2 separate regions of the Homo sapiens genome follow, and region 1 is linked to region 2. A link is an interaction called in ENCODE POLR2A ChIA-PET data of the cell type or tissue named here. Cell type or tissue: OCI-LY7. All regions are shown on one strand.

Region 1 (8,000 bases), 79 kb after region 2:
CTGGCAGACATTGGCATTGGCGGTAACAGGAGAACTCACCAAGGGGCATGTGCAGCAGAGGTGGAATGCGAGGCTACCTCTTGGAGCCAGGATGACAAAGTTGCAGGTTGCACCGATTAAGTATTTAGGAGGAATTCAAAAGATAGCTGGAGTTCTGCTGAAGAGGGCCAAACCAGAAAAATAGTTATTTTGTCACTGCCATTGTAGTCTTATTTTTGTGTCTGGGCTGGTGTGGCTTAGAAAAGAGGGTATACAGTCAGCATCTCCACTTATTGCAAAGAAGGTAAATGGATGGCCCTTGGAAGAAGGCTTCGCTAAATGGTCTTTCAGCATCTAGTGTCGCTGATGAGATGTCTGATTCCAATCTGGTTCTCATTACTTTCTTGTTAACATAATTATTCTCACTGGGTTTTTATTTTAGGATCTTTTCTTACTTCCTTTTATTCTAAAATTCCCTAATGATGTGAGCAGTGTGAACTTCTTTCTCTCTGTTTGGTGTTCAGAGACCGTTTCAACCAGAATCATTAAATCTTTTTTCAGGCATGGGACATGTTTTCTCATCTAATCCTTGGTAACACATATGCCATCCATTCTGACTTCTTTCTTTTTAGAACCCATTAGTTGCACATGGAATCCTTATGAATTAGCCCTCTAAGGATTTTCTGTTTTTTCCTTTCTTAATTTTCCATCTTGTTGTCATTATGCTTTATATCCTGGGAAATCTTGATTTTAACTTGTAGTGTATTTTTATTAGTAGTACATAAGAAGTATTCATATTTGTTGATGTCCATGTGATATTTTGACATATGCATACAATGTGTAATGATAAAATCAATGTATTTAGGATATCCATCACCTCACACATTTATCATTTCTTTGTGTTGGGAATATTTCAAATGTTCTCTTCTAGCTATTTTGAAATACATAATAAATTATCATTAACAAGCCACACTACTTTGCTATTGAACACTAGAATTTATTCCTTCTCTCTAACTGTATGTTTCTATTCATTAACCAACCTCTCATCTTCCTCACTGCCACCCTACTCAACCTCTGGTAACCAGTATTCTAATCTCTACCTTCATGAGATCAACTTTTTAACCTCCCACATCTGAGAGAGAACATGCAATATCTGCCTTTCTGTTGCTGGCTTATTTCACTTAACATTATAACCTCCAGTTCCATCCATGTAACAAGATTTCATTCTTTTTTATGGCTGAATACTATTCAACTGGGTATTTACATCACATTTTCTGTATCCATTCATCCATCAGTGAACACTTAGATTGATTCCATATCTTTGCTACTATGAATAGCACTGCAGTAAACATGGGGATACAGATATCCCTTTGCTATGCTGATGCCCTTTCCTTTGGATAAATACTGAGTAGTGGGATTGTTGGATTGTATGGCATTCTATGTTTAGGTTTCTGAGAAATCTCCATATTGTTTTTTATAATGGCTGTACTAATTTACATTCCCATCAACAGTGTAAAAGAGTTACCTTCTCTCCATATTCTCAGCAGCATCTGTTATATTTTGTCTTTTTGCCAATAGCCATTCGAACTGGGGTGAAGTGATATCACATTGTGATTTTGAATTGCATTTTTCTGATGATTAGTGATGTTGAGCATTTTTTCATATACCTGTTGACCATTTGTGTGTCATCTTTTGAAAAATGTCTATTCAGATCCTTTGCCCACTTGTAATGGAATTATTGGGCTCTTTGCTATTGAGTTCCTTGTATGTTCTAGATATTAATCCCTTGTTGGATGCATAGTTTGCAAATATTTTCTCCTATTTAACAGGTTGTCTCTTCAATCTATTGATTCTTTTCCTTTGCTGTGCAGAAGCTTTTTAAGATTGTCCAATTTGTCTATTTTTGCTTTTGTTGCCTATGCTTTTGAGGTCTCAGCCATAACATCTTTTCCCTGAACCATGTTCTAAAGCATTTCCCCTTTGTTTTCTTCTAATGGTTTTAGAGTCTTGGGTCTTGTAGATCTTCAATCCATTTCTAGTTGATTTTTGTTTATAATGAGAGATATTGGTCTAGTTTCATTCTTCTGCATATGGATATTCAGTTTTTTCAGCACCATTTATTGAAGGGAGTGTCCTGTTCCCAATGTTTGTTCTTGGCACCTTTGACAAAAATCAGTTGGCTCTAAATATATACATTTATTTCTGGATTGTCTATTCTGTTTCATTGGTCTATGTCTCTGTTTTTATGCCAATACTATGCTCCTTTGGATACTATAGCTTTGTAGTATATTTTGAAATCAAGTAATATGATTACCAGCTTTGCTCTTTCTGCTCAGTATTGCTTTGGCTATTCAGCATCTTTTGTGGTTCAATACAAATTTTAGAATTGTTTTTTTTCTCTCCATTTCTGTGAAAAATGTCATTGGTATTTTGATAGGGATTGCATTAAATCTGCATATTGTTTTGGGCAGTATGGTCATTTTAACAATATTAATTCTTCCAATACATGAACATCAGATATCTTTCAACTTGTTTGTGTCCCCTTCAATTTCTTTCATCAGTGTTTTATGGTATTCACTGTAGAGGTCTTTCATATTCCTGATTAAATTTATTCCTAGGTATTTTTATTTAGAGCTATTTTAAGTTGGATTGCCTTCTTGATTTCTTTTTCAGCTAGTTCATTATTGGTGTATACAAAAGAGAAATGCTACTGATTTCTGTGTTTTGATTTTGTATCCTGCAGCTTTACTGAATTTATTTATCAGTTATAAGAGTATTTTTGGTGGAGTCTTCAGGTTGTTTGATACATAAGATAATGCCATCTGCAAAGAGTGACCATTTAACTTCCCCTTTTCCAATTTGAATCCCCTTTATTTCATTCTCTTGCCTAATTGCTCTGGCTAGGACTTCTAGTACTATGTTGGGTAAGAGTTGTGAAAGTGGACATCTGTGTTTTGTTCCAGTTCTTATAGGAAAGGCTTTCAGCTTTTACCCATTCAGTATAATGTTAGCTGTGGGTTTGTCATATATGGCCTTTATTATATTGAGGTATGTTTTCTCTATGCCTAATTTGTTGAAAGTTTTTATCATCAAAGGATGTTGAACCTTATCAATTGCTTTTCGCACCTGTTGACATAATCATCTGGATTTTGTCCTTCTTTCTGTTGATGTGATGTATTACATTTATTGATTTGTGATGTGGAACCATCCTTGCATCCCTGGGATAAATCTCACTGGATTATGTTGTATTACCTTTTTGATGTGTTGTTGGATTTGATCTGCTAGAATTTTGTTCTGGATTTTGCTTCTGTGTTTATAAGGAATCTTACTCTGTAGTTTTACCTTTTGGTGTGTTCTTATCTGGTTTTGATATCAGGGTTATGCTGGCCTCATATAATGAGTTAGGAAGAATTTTATCCTCTTCAATTTTCAAAAGATTTTGAGAAGAACTGATGTTAATTCTTCTTTATAAATCTGATAGAATTTAGCAGTCAACCATCCAGTCCTGGGCTTTTTTGTTGTTGTTGTTGTTTTCATTTTTTATTACTGATTCAATATCTTTACTCATTATGAGTCTGTTTACTGTATCCTCCTGATTCAATCTGGGCAACTTCTATGTGTACAGGAATTTATCCATGTCTTCTAGGTTTTCCAATTTGTTAGCATATATTCATAATAGTCTCTAATGATCCTTTATATTTCTGTGGTGTCAGTAGTAACATCTCCTTTTAGTTTCTGAGTATATTTATATGGGTCTTCTCTCTTTTATTCTTGGTTAGTCTAGCAGTTTATCAGCTTTGTTTATCCTTTCAAAAAATCAACTTTTCATTTTGTTAATCCACTGCATTTTTTTAAGTCTCTATTTCATTTAGTTCTGCTCTGATCTTATTTCTTTCCTTCTGTTAATTTTGAGTTTGGTTTCTTTTTGCTCTTTTTAGTTCCTTAAGGTTAGCCATTAGGTTATTTGAAATCTTTCCAATTTTTTATGTAGGTATTTATTGCTATAAACTTCCCTCTTAGCACTGCTTTTGCTGTATCCCACAAGTTTTGGTATGTTATGTTTACATTTTCATTTGTTTCAAGAAATTTTTTTTTCTTCTTAATTGACACAGTGGTTGTTCAGGAGCATGTTGCTTGATTTTCATGTATTTATACAGTTTCTAAAGTTCCTCTTGCTGTTGATTTCTAGTTTTATTCCACTGTGGTCTGAAAAGATACTTGATATAATTTCAATTTTTAAAACATTTTGAGACTTGTTTTGTGGCCAAATATATGATCTAACCTGGGGAATGTTCCAAGTGCTGATGAGAAGAATGTGTATTCTGCAGCTGTTTGATAAAATGTTCTATAAACATCTGTTAGGTACACTTGGTCTATAATGCAGATTAAGCCTGATATTTCCACGCTGATTTTCTGTCTAGATGGTCTAATGCTGAAGGTGGAGGGTTAAATACCTCAACTATTGTTGTATTGAGATTGATCTCTGCCTTTAGCTTTTACAATATTTGATTTATATGTCTGTGTAGTCTGGCATTGGGTGCATATTGTTATTAATATATTCTCTTGCTGAATTTATCCTTTCGTCATGGTATAATGGTATTCTTTGTCTCTTTTTATGTTTTATTGACTTGAAGTCTATTTTGTCTATTGTAAGTATCACTACTTCTACATGCTTTTGGTTCCCATTTTCATGGAAATTTTTTCCACCCCTTTACTTTTAATAAATGTGTGTCTTTACAGGTAAAATGAGTTTTCTGTAGGCAGTTGGGTCCCAGGTTTTTAAATTATTATTATTTCAGCCAGTCTATATCTTTTAATTGGGGAATTTAAACCATTTACATTCAAACTTGTTATTAATAGCTGAGGACCTACTCTTGTCATTTTGTTAATTGTTTTCTGATCATTTTATATATCTTTTGAATATATCATCCCATTCTCTCCTGGCCTATATGGTTTCTGCTGAGAAATCTGCTGAATAGCCTTATGGAGATTCCCTCATATGTGACTTGACACTTTTCTTCCACTGTTTTTAGAACATTCATTTTGTATCTGCCTTTCGACAGTTTGACTATAATGTTCTTGGAGATCTTTTTGAGTTTAATCTTCGTTGGGAATTTTGAGCTTCCTATACCTGGATGTCTATATCTTTTGCAAGACTTGAGAAGTTTTTAGCTATTATTTCATTAAATAGGTTTCCTCTGCCTTTCCTCATCTCTTCTCCTTCTAGAACTCCCAAAATTCAAATATTTGGTCTCTTTATGGTGTCACATATATCATGTAAGTTTCTTTTTTAGTCTTTTTTCGTCTGATTGAATTATTTCAAAAGCCCTATCTTCAGAAATTATTTCTTCTGTTTAATCTATTGTTAAAACTCTTGATTATATTTTTTATTTCACTAATTCCTCAGTTCCAGGACTTATGTTTGGTTCATTTTTATCATATCTATCTTTTTGTTGAATTTCTTATTCAGATCATAAATTGTTTTTCTGATTTCTTTGTATTTCTTATCTGTGTTCTCCTGTATCTCACTGAATTTCTTAAATGTTGTCATTTTGAATTCTTTTGCAAGAATTTCATAGATTTTCTTTTCTTTTGGGATTTATTGCTGAAGAATTATTGTGTTCCTTTGATTATGTCATTTACTTGCTTTTTTAATGTTTCTTTTGTCCTTACATTCATATCTGCACATCTAGCATAACAGTTGCTTCTTCCAATTGTACGGATTGGGTTTTGTAGAGAAAGAATTTTTTTTACAATAGAGATATCTATAGTATTGGTTGAGTAGGGTGCTTTGGCTTTGATTCTGGGTGGCCACAGTAGTGGAGCCTCCATATGGTATCTTCGACTGTAATCAGTGTTAATGGAGTCTCTGACTTCCTCAGTGGCTTAGGTTGTGGTTATTAGTGGAGGCTGTGGCAAGGCTATGGTGAGGATGGGGATGTCAGGTGTGTTTGTTTTGGGGGATCCAATGGTGGTGACAGTGGGCTGGGCCTGCTGAATCCTTGGGCCCTCAGCCTGTGTATGCAGGTGCCAGTGATGTTGGTTCTGGGTCTCAGGGCTCCAGGCAGCATGCTGTTACCAATGATGGTAGCAGCAGGCCAGGTGAGTGGGTCCTTAGGTCCCTGAGTGGTGTGTATTGCATTAGCAGTGGCAGTAGAGGTGGCACATCAACTCTGGGGTTTCTGAGCAGCATATGCAGGCACCAGTCACGGTGATGGCAGGCTGGGTCCCTGGATATTGTGTGAATTCACTGGTGGTGGTGGGCAGGGCAGGCCTGTCCTCAGACCCCTAAACAGCACATGCGGACAGTGGCTGTGTGGAGGGTGGACCCATCTTCAGGCTCCCAAAAGGCATTTGCAGCTTCCAGTGGTCATGGGCAAGGTGGGTCAAACCCTACACCCCCAGACAACGCAAGCAGGTGCTGGTAGCGGTAGCGGTGCATGGGGCAGGCCTGTCCTGACATCCCTGCAGTGTGTGTGTGGGCCCTGGTTGTGGTGGGTGGAGTGGGTTAATCCCTAGGCCCCTGGACAATGTCCATAGGAACTATCAGTAGCGGGCAGAGTAGATCTGTCCTCAGACCCCCCAATGCTGCATGTGGGCACTGGTAGTGGTGGACAGGGAAGGTCAATTCCCAGGCCCTTGGACTGAGCTCTTAGGTGTTGGTGGTGATGAGTGAGATAGGCCTGTCCTCAGGCCCCACAGTGGTGTGCAAGAGTGTTGGCTGCAGTGGGTGGGATACACCCCAGGACTCTGGATTGCACTCGGGTGCCAGCAGCAGGCATGGCAGGCCTGTCTTTAGGCCTGAGGATGGTACACGTCGGCACCAGCAGCAGTGGGTGGAATGGACCTGTCCTTGGGTCCTGGGATGGCACACAGGCAGACTGGCCCCCAGTCTCCTTAAAGGTACATGCTGGTGTGTGGCAGGCCTCCTATTGGAGAAGTCGGGGTTGCTGTCAGTGGCAGCAATGCTGGTTAGGCAACCCTTAGGCTCTAGGGAGAGCATGCTTTGGCTCCATTTGTCCCAGGTTCAGCCTCCCTGTTGCATTGCACCACCCATTTCCCAGGGTGTAAGATACTGTGTGGGCTAGAGTGCTGGGAACCTGGCTGCACTGCTGGGTCCAGCTGGCATCGCAACACCGCAACCCTCTGGGTAGATGTAGGGGAATCTCAGCAGGGTCAGGGATGTGAAGATGCAAGGGCTGTTGGGCTCCAGAGCAGGATGCAGTGTGGTGGGGGCTGGACTCTCAAAATAGCACTGTGCTGCAACTTGTTGGGTCTTGGGGTTTGTGTGGAACCCAGCATAAACCCCCTTTCTGGACCTGTGCTGTCTCATGCACTCAGGGCATCTTTCTTCAGCACTCTCAGTATCCATGAGGGCCGAGTGTCCTGTGGCCAGGATTGTAGGCATCCTCGATGTGAATATAGATTTTTAGGGAGCTCTCACTTAATTCTTCCCTACAATGGGAAGTTCCCTCTCATTCTGAGCCATTCCTGGCCAGGCCAGCTGCTTTGCCTTTCCTTCTGTCTCTTCTCTGCTGGGTTCCAATGTTCTCTTTTAGACATGTGGTTATCTATCCCCTGTCTTCGTCCTTCTTTGTGGAAGAGGCAAATGCTGGGTACCTCTAATCAGCCACCCTGGAGCCCACCTCTAACATTCTTCTGATGGTTTTGAATTTTCGGGTTTTTAACCTCAAAGAGCTCTTTTTTTTATTGTTTTATTTTTGTAATAGCAGATGTATATAGGTATAGTTTGTGGTGGATGCAATATCGGTTGATATCTCTGAAAATTCTAAGTGGATTTTTAAAATTCTTGATGTTGTTTTTTAGCTTCTCTTCTTCTCCCTGAATTATCTCCATTACCTCTGGGATCAGTTTTTGCTATTTACTTGTCTTGAATATTTTCTTACACATGCTGGTAAATTCTGCTTAGTGATCCTAGGTTTTCTCTTTGCATTTACAACAAATGACTGAGTAGTTGGGATGGGTTTACTTTTATATTAGTAGGTCTATTTCCTGATATA
Region 2 (8,000 bases):
AAAGTGAAGCTCACTCTAACACCAGGGAGACTTCTCATCATCCCCCTTTTCCTCAGCATTGGTAGGTCATTTTAATCTCTTAAAAATCACGTCATTTTGCATTCATCCATTTCTCATTTCACAGTGCCTACTATGCACCAGATACAGTGGATGTAAAAGCAACTTGTACGTTGTTTGGTTCTATTAAACATTAATGATTATTATTAAGAGTTTAGTACAGACTTCATCCAATGACAGCTATGGTATGGAGTTCTGCAAATCTCAGAGACTAGATCTAGTAGTAACTTGAAATCGGGAGTGTCAATATTCTTAGGTGAACCTAATCAAACGTGAACAGGGAGGACTGCATCCCCGAGTTGAGGACTGCAGTGTTTGCTGCCTAAGTGCACGGGGCTGAGCGTTTGGCTCTGAGAGGTGTTTTGGAAATATTTGAATTGGCCTGAATTCTCACCTATGAGGCAAGACTGTGCACTCTTGATGTAGACTGTTTGCTGTGGTTGCAGTTGCCGACCCTGCTCCTCTCACTTTAAAAGATATGCTTGGAGAGGCTGTTCTCTCCTTGTGTGTGTGCCAAAGGGACACCTTCAGCAGCAAAGAATTTGAAAGCAAGTGTGTGTGTGTCTGGGGTGAGGGGAGAATGAGGTGGGGAAGAAACCCTACTTCTCTGATCGAGATTCCAGGGAGGAGATAAAACGCCCTTTAAGAAAACAAGAAATTAGCCATTAGTTCTACAAAGATGCATTTCACCAAAGGAGGAACTTCTCTTTGTTCAGGGGAAATACTTTTTTTTTAAAAAAAGGTCCTGATTCCAGTTGTTGCCCAAGTCAGTTCCTAATTACGACTGACTGTGGCATAGACCTCTGTGAATCCCCTGAAGTGGTTAGTGAACTGAAACCCAACTTTTAAGAAGATTTGAGATCAAAAGTATAGTTTTATTAAGTCAACTTAAGATTACATGTTCTGGAAAAAGGCATATTGAGTCTGTGGATAAGAAATAATAATTACATACCTGAAGAACCAAAAGGAGAAGAAAAGGGGACTGGTTGATTTATCCCATTACAGATGCAGTGTCTTCTAGCTAATCTTCATTTCTTTTCTTTTCTTATTTGGTCTGCTCTGCCCTCCATGGGGTTATTCACCAAAGAGTGAATTGTGTCATGCACTGGGGTCTCATGAAAACTAGAGATAGAAAACCTAATCCTAAATTCTTCTCTTTGAAGAAAACACCTTTCTGAAAGGCTTCTCAGGAGATGCAGAGAGCTGTGGTTTTGAGTCTCTGTATCGGAGCCATTCCCCTTCTCCCTCCCACTCTCTAGCCTCCAAGTTTCTATGGTGATATTTCCTCTTCACAGTGATCAGTAGTAGTAGTAATAATAATAATAATAATGCAATGTTAACAGAAGAAGCAAGCAGTAATAACTCAGGGCTAAAGAAGTCTTCATACTAAATAATTTTAAACCTACAGAACAACTTCAGCTTTACCTCCTGAGATGCTATCTTGTAGCAGGACATTTTTTTTCTTTTTTAATTTTGCATGGTATAAAGTTACTAATTATGTAAGTTGAGAATTAGACATATATCCAGTTTCCATTATCATCCTACAGAGAAACAGAACGCTGAATTCTAGTGCCAAATGTATCATTTAGAGTGCAACATCAGTTCTTCAAAGAAAAGCATTATTTCTTGGGCTGGGGAAGAAGCAGTGAAAATCACAGTTTACACGAACCATTTGATCACTGTCTAGGTTAAAATGGGTCATTCTCTACCTTTGCTGAGTTCACTTAGGAAAAAGAAAAGAAAAAGAAAATGGGTTTTCTCCTGGTTTTGTTATTGCTGTGATGTTCCTTTCTTTGCCATGCTAATGGCTTCCTGCGTGTGTGTGTGTGTGTGTGTGTGTGTGTGTGTGTGGCTATTAATTCACTCACTTGCACTTTGTGTCTGTAGCATGCTTGTCTAATCTGTGTCTACCTCAGAGACCTTAGGGCCAAGGCTATCACCTATAGCTCTATGGACAGTGCCCTGCACAACCCCACTGTAACAGGGCAGTGAATCCTTGAATGAAAGTCTATACCACTGCCAAGTTTAATACGGCCTCTAACATAAAAGAAAAAAAAGCCATCCTCTTTCTCTTGTGCAAGGAAATAGGTTAGATTAAGCAAGAACAAAGTCTTAGATAAGATGGAAGGGGGTCTATTGAGGAAGTGGCGATGTTTTTATCTTTGGTGGTCAGTGGGATTTTAACAAAGAATCAAAGTAGTGCTGCCTGGCCTTAGGTAGATGAGGTAGTTTTATAGCCTGAGCACAGGTCTGGGAGTATCCAAAGACCTCAAGGCAGCTAGGGAGTACTGGGGCCTGAGCAGGAGGTAGCCCTCCCTGCCCTGGGTCACCCTAGCTCTACTTTTCTCTTTGGTTGGAAACCCTTTGGTTCTAGCAATGCCACGGCCATCTCTCAGAGTGAGTGTGGCCAGGAGAACCAAAGAAACTTATCCTCTTCATTTGCTTTGCATTTTCTGCATTTCCGATTTTCCCAGACTTTTAATATATTGAATCATGCAACCTTATGCATTCTGCTAGAACTTTTAGGTAGTAGCAGAGGTTCTAATTTGATTCTATTTTAATTGTTTTGGGGGTTGTGCCCAGACATGGACATTTTTATAAAGCTCTCAGTTGAGCTTACCATTTCTCGAGAGTGGAGAAAGGCTAGGATGAAGCCAGTGAGTGAGCTAGGGTTTAAATCCAGACTGCCAGGCTGGGGCTCTTGACTATCTACTTGCCCATTCTGCATTCTTGCCCATTCTGTATTACCAGTGCACTCCTTCCAGCCCTTCATTCATCCCAATTCTTTACAAAACTCCATTGGACATCTTTCAGTATGGCCACTCTTAAAGTTGGAGACCCCTCTTGGCAACTAGAACAATATGTATGGGAAGGGGCAGATTGTTTGGCTGGGCTAATTGCCTTCATGTGACCTAGTGCTCCTTCTTATGGGACAGGCAAGCCAGTCTGCCCCCTCCCCAGGACCTCCATTTTAGTGGGTGCTATCAGACCAATCCTTGCCTTTGAGAGTACTGTGAGGTCTGTACCTAGACTTAGGATGATTGAAACATTGTCTGAATGCAATCCGAATGCCTTTATGGAATGCTAGATTCCAACTATGCATCCAAGCTGGCAGAGGAACAGATGGCAGCTTGTCGCTCAATCTGGACTTATAGGAAAAATTATCAGAGAATGCAGTTTTGCTAGTGAGATGAGCAACAGCAGAAATTGCACTAAGTGAAGCAATTTGAAGGTTGGGGATTAGTAGGTCTGTGTCTTTTGACTAGACTGCTATAGTTTAATAACTGAGAAGTATACACTGGGTTATGTATTGAGATTCATGTATGTTTCTCAGACATGAATTCATGTATGAGAAATCCTGCTATGGTTTGAATGTCCCCTCCGAAACTCATGTTGAAACTTTATCTCCAGTGTGGCAGTATTGAGGGATGGGGCCTTTAAGAGGTGTTTGGGTCATGAGGGCTTGCCCTCATGAATAGATTAATCTATTCATCGTTGGATTAATGGGTTAAAGGATTAATGAATTATCACAGGTGTGGAACTGCTGGCTTTATAAGAGGAAGTGAAACCTGAGCCGGCATGCTGAGCAACCTTGCTATGTGGTTCCCTGTTCTGTCTGGGGATGCTGCAGAGAGGCCCCACCAGCAAGTCCCCATCTCACCAGATGTGTCCCTGTGACCTTGGACTTCTCAGCCTTCATTACTTAAGAAGTAAATTTTTTTTTTTTAAATAAACTACCCAGTTTTAGGCATTCTGTTATAAGCAATGGAACATGGACTAAGATCCCACCAGATTAGAACATGTATGATCAGTGCGGGGAGGCTCCGGAGGCCTTTGCTTTAGCCCAGCACCATGAATGGCTGTCTGTGGACTTCCACTGGCTCTGCTCCATCTGCATGCTCTGTCAGAGATAATGAAATCAGACAGGCCCACAGAGACTGCTTTCCCCTCCTCACAAATTTTTAATAAAACTCTTTGAACAACAGAGCTGGGCATCTCTGAAGCCTGAAATTGAAGCGATAAGATAGAAGATTACTCACTTGTCAGTCTGCACCAAACTCTGCATCACCAATACAAATTCCAGGGGAGTTTCAAATCTGCCGACAATTTGAGGCTCTCCATCTGGAGTCTTTTCTTTTTTTCTTTTCATAGGAAGAAAACACAGCACTAAGGAAGAGAAAAGAGACACTTCATTCTCTGCCACGAACAACATGTGAATCAAGCCCTGAAACAGGTTTTCACAAAAAAGTAATTTTTGGAGAGAATTGCCTTTGAGTAAGTAAGTGTCCTGGATTCAGACTTCCTGAGAGAAAATGTAATCACAGCTGTTTGGTCAACACCACCCATCCACGTGCCTTTCAGGAGAAATCACCACTGCAGGGGTCCAGCCTTGCTGGGTTCCCCTGTTCACATGAACCTTGATGCCCACGGTCTACCTGGTGCTGGTGAACCAGCACACAGCACACCTGGCCTCATGGAGCTGGTATTCTGGGTGCAAGACCAACAATCAACAAACACATAAGCACCGTCATGTAATGTTAGGTGGTGCCAAGTGCCTGGTGAAAACAATGAAACACATCATGGGGCAGTGGATTATGGTGGAGGACCAAGGATGGGAGAGGGTGAAATATTTTAGATAGAGTTGTTCAGGAAAGGCCTCTCAGTTCCAGGTTATAAATTAAGTATCTATGTAGGCTGGCCCTTTTTACAAAGCAAAAATCTTGCCATTAATTCTGCAAATAAAATTATTCAGTTTTCAAAAAAAGAAAATTTACTAGCCCTAGCTGAAATTTAAGAAAGAATTTATAGTTCTCTCTTTTCCCCACCCTCAACCCTTTCTTTCCTTCTTTCCTCTCTCCTCTTCTTCCCCTTTCTCCTCTTCTCTCTCTCTTTTGTCTAAGTACCAGTGTCTTGCCTTAACTACCTTCTTATAGCCGGGGAAAAGCAAATGCACAATGTCTCTATTCCTTTATAAATGGTTATTTGGGAAATATTTGTAGGGTCCTAAACTCTCTTAATGAGAGAGGAGAAAGTAAGAAACCAGTCAGGCAGGCAGTTAGGGTGAGTCCCTGGTAAAAATTCATTCAAACAAAGAACAGCCTGAAAATCAAACTGCGGGCCCCAGATAAGAAAGAGACTGCATCCTTGAATGGAAACACTTACTCGGTAAACCCAGATGAACAAATTCTACCCCTATTTGGACATGTTTCTCTCTCCTTGGCATGCCTTAGTCACTTATTTTCACCTACTGGTTTCTTACTTTTCACCTATTTTACATATGCCTACCTTTCTGTAATTGGCAGTGGGCTAAGTCTTCATTTACATAGGTTGAGTCATCACTTCAGCCTCTGATTGGTCCCAGGCCAAGGTCCCAAGCCAAACCTTCGCCTTTGCCTCCAATTGGTTCTTTACACTATGATACCTCTTTCTAAGTGGTGCTTTCTCCAAAACAGCCTGCAGACCAGTCAGCACATTCCTCCCCTTCCCAGTCCATTCATACCCTGGACTCAGCCTCATAGTTGGCAACCCTGTTTTGGGCCCTCTCTCCTTGGTTGGGAGCTTTCTTCTTTTGCTTATTAAACATTCATTCCAACCTCACCCTTTGTGTCCACGCTCCTTAATTTTCTTGGTCACGAGGCAAAGAACCCTGGGATACCTGAAACAACAAGAGACTGCTACATTGTGGTGCATTCGCAAGACTGTAACATTAACACTACTCAGAAAACTTGCTACAACTAACTTCTGCTGTTTTGTTTTATCTTTCTGGGTTCCTAGTAATGTAGATTTTATAATGGATATCTGGAGCTCTGGCCCAGACTTCTGTTATGCCTATAGAAAGATCATGGACCCCTGCTGAAAACAATGAGAAAACGACAAACTCCGAATCTGACCTCTGTACTAATGTCATGTTATTTTCCACATGAAGGCATTGCATTTAAATAAGGTACCAATGGTATACTGTAGCCATTTGCCTTAGATTACAATTGTAGTCTTTTTGTGTGTGTGACAAGTTATCTAGGACTATATGAGTCAGTGTTCTGGCAGAAAAAAACAGTTCAACTCCAGAGGTTTGAGTGAAGCAAATGTAAGAGGGGCTATTGTGAAAGGTGTGAGTAGGGTGAAGGGAGATGGTGAGGCAACCAGAGATTAGCAAGAGCAGAAAACCATTATCACCTGCAGAGCTGAAAGGTAGGGGAATGGTGTTCCCAGAGCCCACTGAGAACTAGAGGCCTGGAGAGAGTGGCCTGAGAAGATGCTGCCTTGTCAGAGCTTAGCAGTGAAAGTAGAGGGCAGAGCAGAGGAAAATACCCATATCTGTCTTTCCTCCCACTCTCTAGTCGCAATTCCAATAGAAAGCCAATGGTCCAGTAGCCTAGACAGTGTGTAGGAGTTAGCCGCCTCTGCGGTACAGAACAGGACAGAAAAAGGCAGAGAAGGGCATCTGAGGAGAGCAAACGCAAATCCAGACCCCAGCAACCACAGGGAACACTCACTTGCTCATTATACACTTTGTCTCTGTGCATATCCATGAGCGCTTCTTCAACCACTGATCCGTCTTTTCTTCTTTCTGTTGTAATAGCCAAATATCGAGCAACGTCACACTTGGTAAATGGTCTCCCTGATCAAAGTGCTAAGGTGACCTAATTAAATCAATGGCTTTTAATTTCATCTGTTTCAGCAATTGGCCTGTGAAGGCCTGATCTGACCATGTGTCCTGCTTATGGTCTCTTCCCTCCCCAAGGGCCTCTTTTGTACTTTAAGATAAAAGATAATTTCAAAGGAGTTTAATTATTTTCTTTCTAAGTAAACTCAAAAGAACTTCCTCTTCTATTCCATTTTTAGGCCCCGTCTATAATTTTCTTATTCCCGCTAATAGTTTCTTTCATAAAGAAATATAGGTCTTGAAAGTCGTTGTAAGGTCATTTTCCTGTAGTAGAGATGGTAAAGATGAAAGCACAGCTGTCTGGGGCCCCTCACAGTCTTATTCTTACTGAGGCTTTCCCAATGACTGCATTTTCTGGCTCTGGCTACAATTATTTCATGAGTTACATTACAAACCATTGCAGTTCCTTTCTTAGCTGAAATAGTTTCCTTGGCCTTTGCTGAGAGTTTCTTTTCTTCCCCCATGAAGAAAGAACAGCTCTTGAGAACTTTGCCAAATGCACACATTCACACAAACCCACCCATTAAATCTGTGTTTAAAACACAAAATTGTTCTGCTGATGTTTGTTGTGAAAAATGGTCATTGTCTACATCTTCACCCACTTTTGAAGAAACTGATCTCTCTGCTGTTTCCTAGAAGAATTCTTTCCTTTGTTGTGCTCTATGTGTGAACAGAGAGAAACAACCTTTAAAGTGATATTGATCCCCTGGCTTTACCAACTCAAAGCCCTACAAAGGGCATGTCAGCTCGTCTTGGAGCTGAATAGCATTACTAATTAAACTCAAGATTTATGCTTCTGTTCATCAGAGAGTACTTCATAAGCACCTCCACCTAACCCGCTCTGTAGCCTGAGACTAAGGAGGGCATGCATGAAAGAAACCTCATGAATATTAAGTGATGCTTTATTGAGACCCTTGAGGCCTTGCCAATGGCATGGGAAGCATGTCATTCTTCATTTGTAGCTCTTGAACATTTAGGTGGTCAATCCTGCAGAGAAAAATATCTACCCACAAAAATATATCTCAGCCCATTCCAAATTAAATATTGTCAGCCCCCTCTCTCTTCACCCCCAAGTCACCAGAAGTTAAGTTAGACTCAGGAAGGTAAGAATTCAGTATAGATGTTTTCACTAAGTGCTAATGAGCTGTGGTATCAGAAGCTGTAAAAAAGCCATCAAGATATTAGCCAAAATCGGAGGGAAGAAAGTTCACCCAAAGCACAGCTGCTGAAATCATTATATTCTTCAGGTACCATTTTACAAACAGTCTATTCCCAGGCC

Evidence for each region. ChIA-PET counts read pairs that join two places held together with the same protein. Peaks named below come from ENCODE experiments on the same cell type or tissue, not always from the same donor. Only the 100,000 strongest peaks of a DNase experiment are listed, where the experiment ranks them.
Region 1: POLR2A ChIA-PET joins it to region 2 with 10 read pairs; 2 of 35 experiments call an interaction of 5 or more read pairs at or near these places.

What each region holds. Positions count from the first base shown.
Region 1 is chr12:67,833,816-67,841,815 of GRCh38, forward strand. No RefSeq gene overlaps it. Among named protein-coding and RNA genes, the nearest start is that of LINC01479, 91 kb to the right of the region's middle. RefSeq lists an enhancer at 6,288-6,787. In OCI-LY7, no CTCF peak of the experiment used is centred here; no DNase peak of the experiment used is centred here.
Region 2 is chr12:67,754,676-67,762,675 of GRCh38, forward strand. No RefSeq gene overlaps it. Among named protein-coding and RNA genes, the nearest start is that of LINC02421, 29 kb to the left of the region's middle. In OCI-LY7, a CTCF peak has its summit at 3,784; a DNase peak (open chromatin) is centred at 3,636; H3K4me3 peaks cover 832 bases; H3K27ac peaks cover 1,857 bases.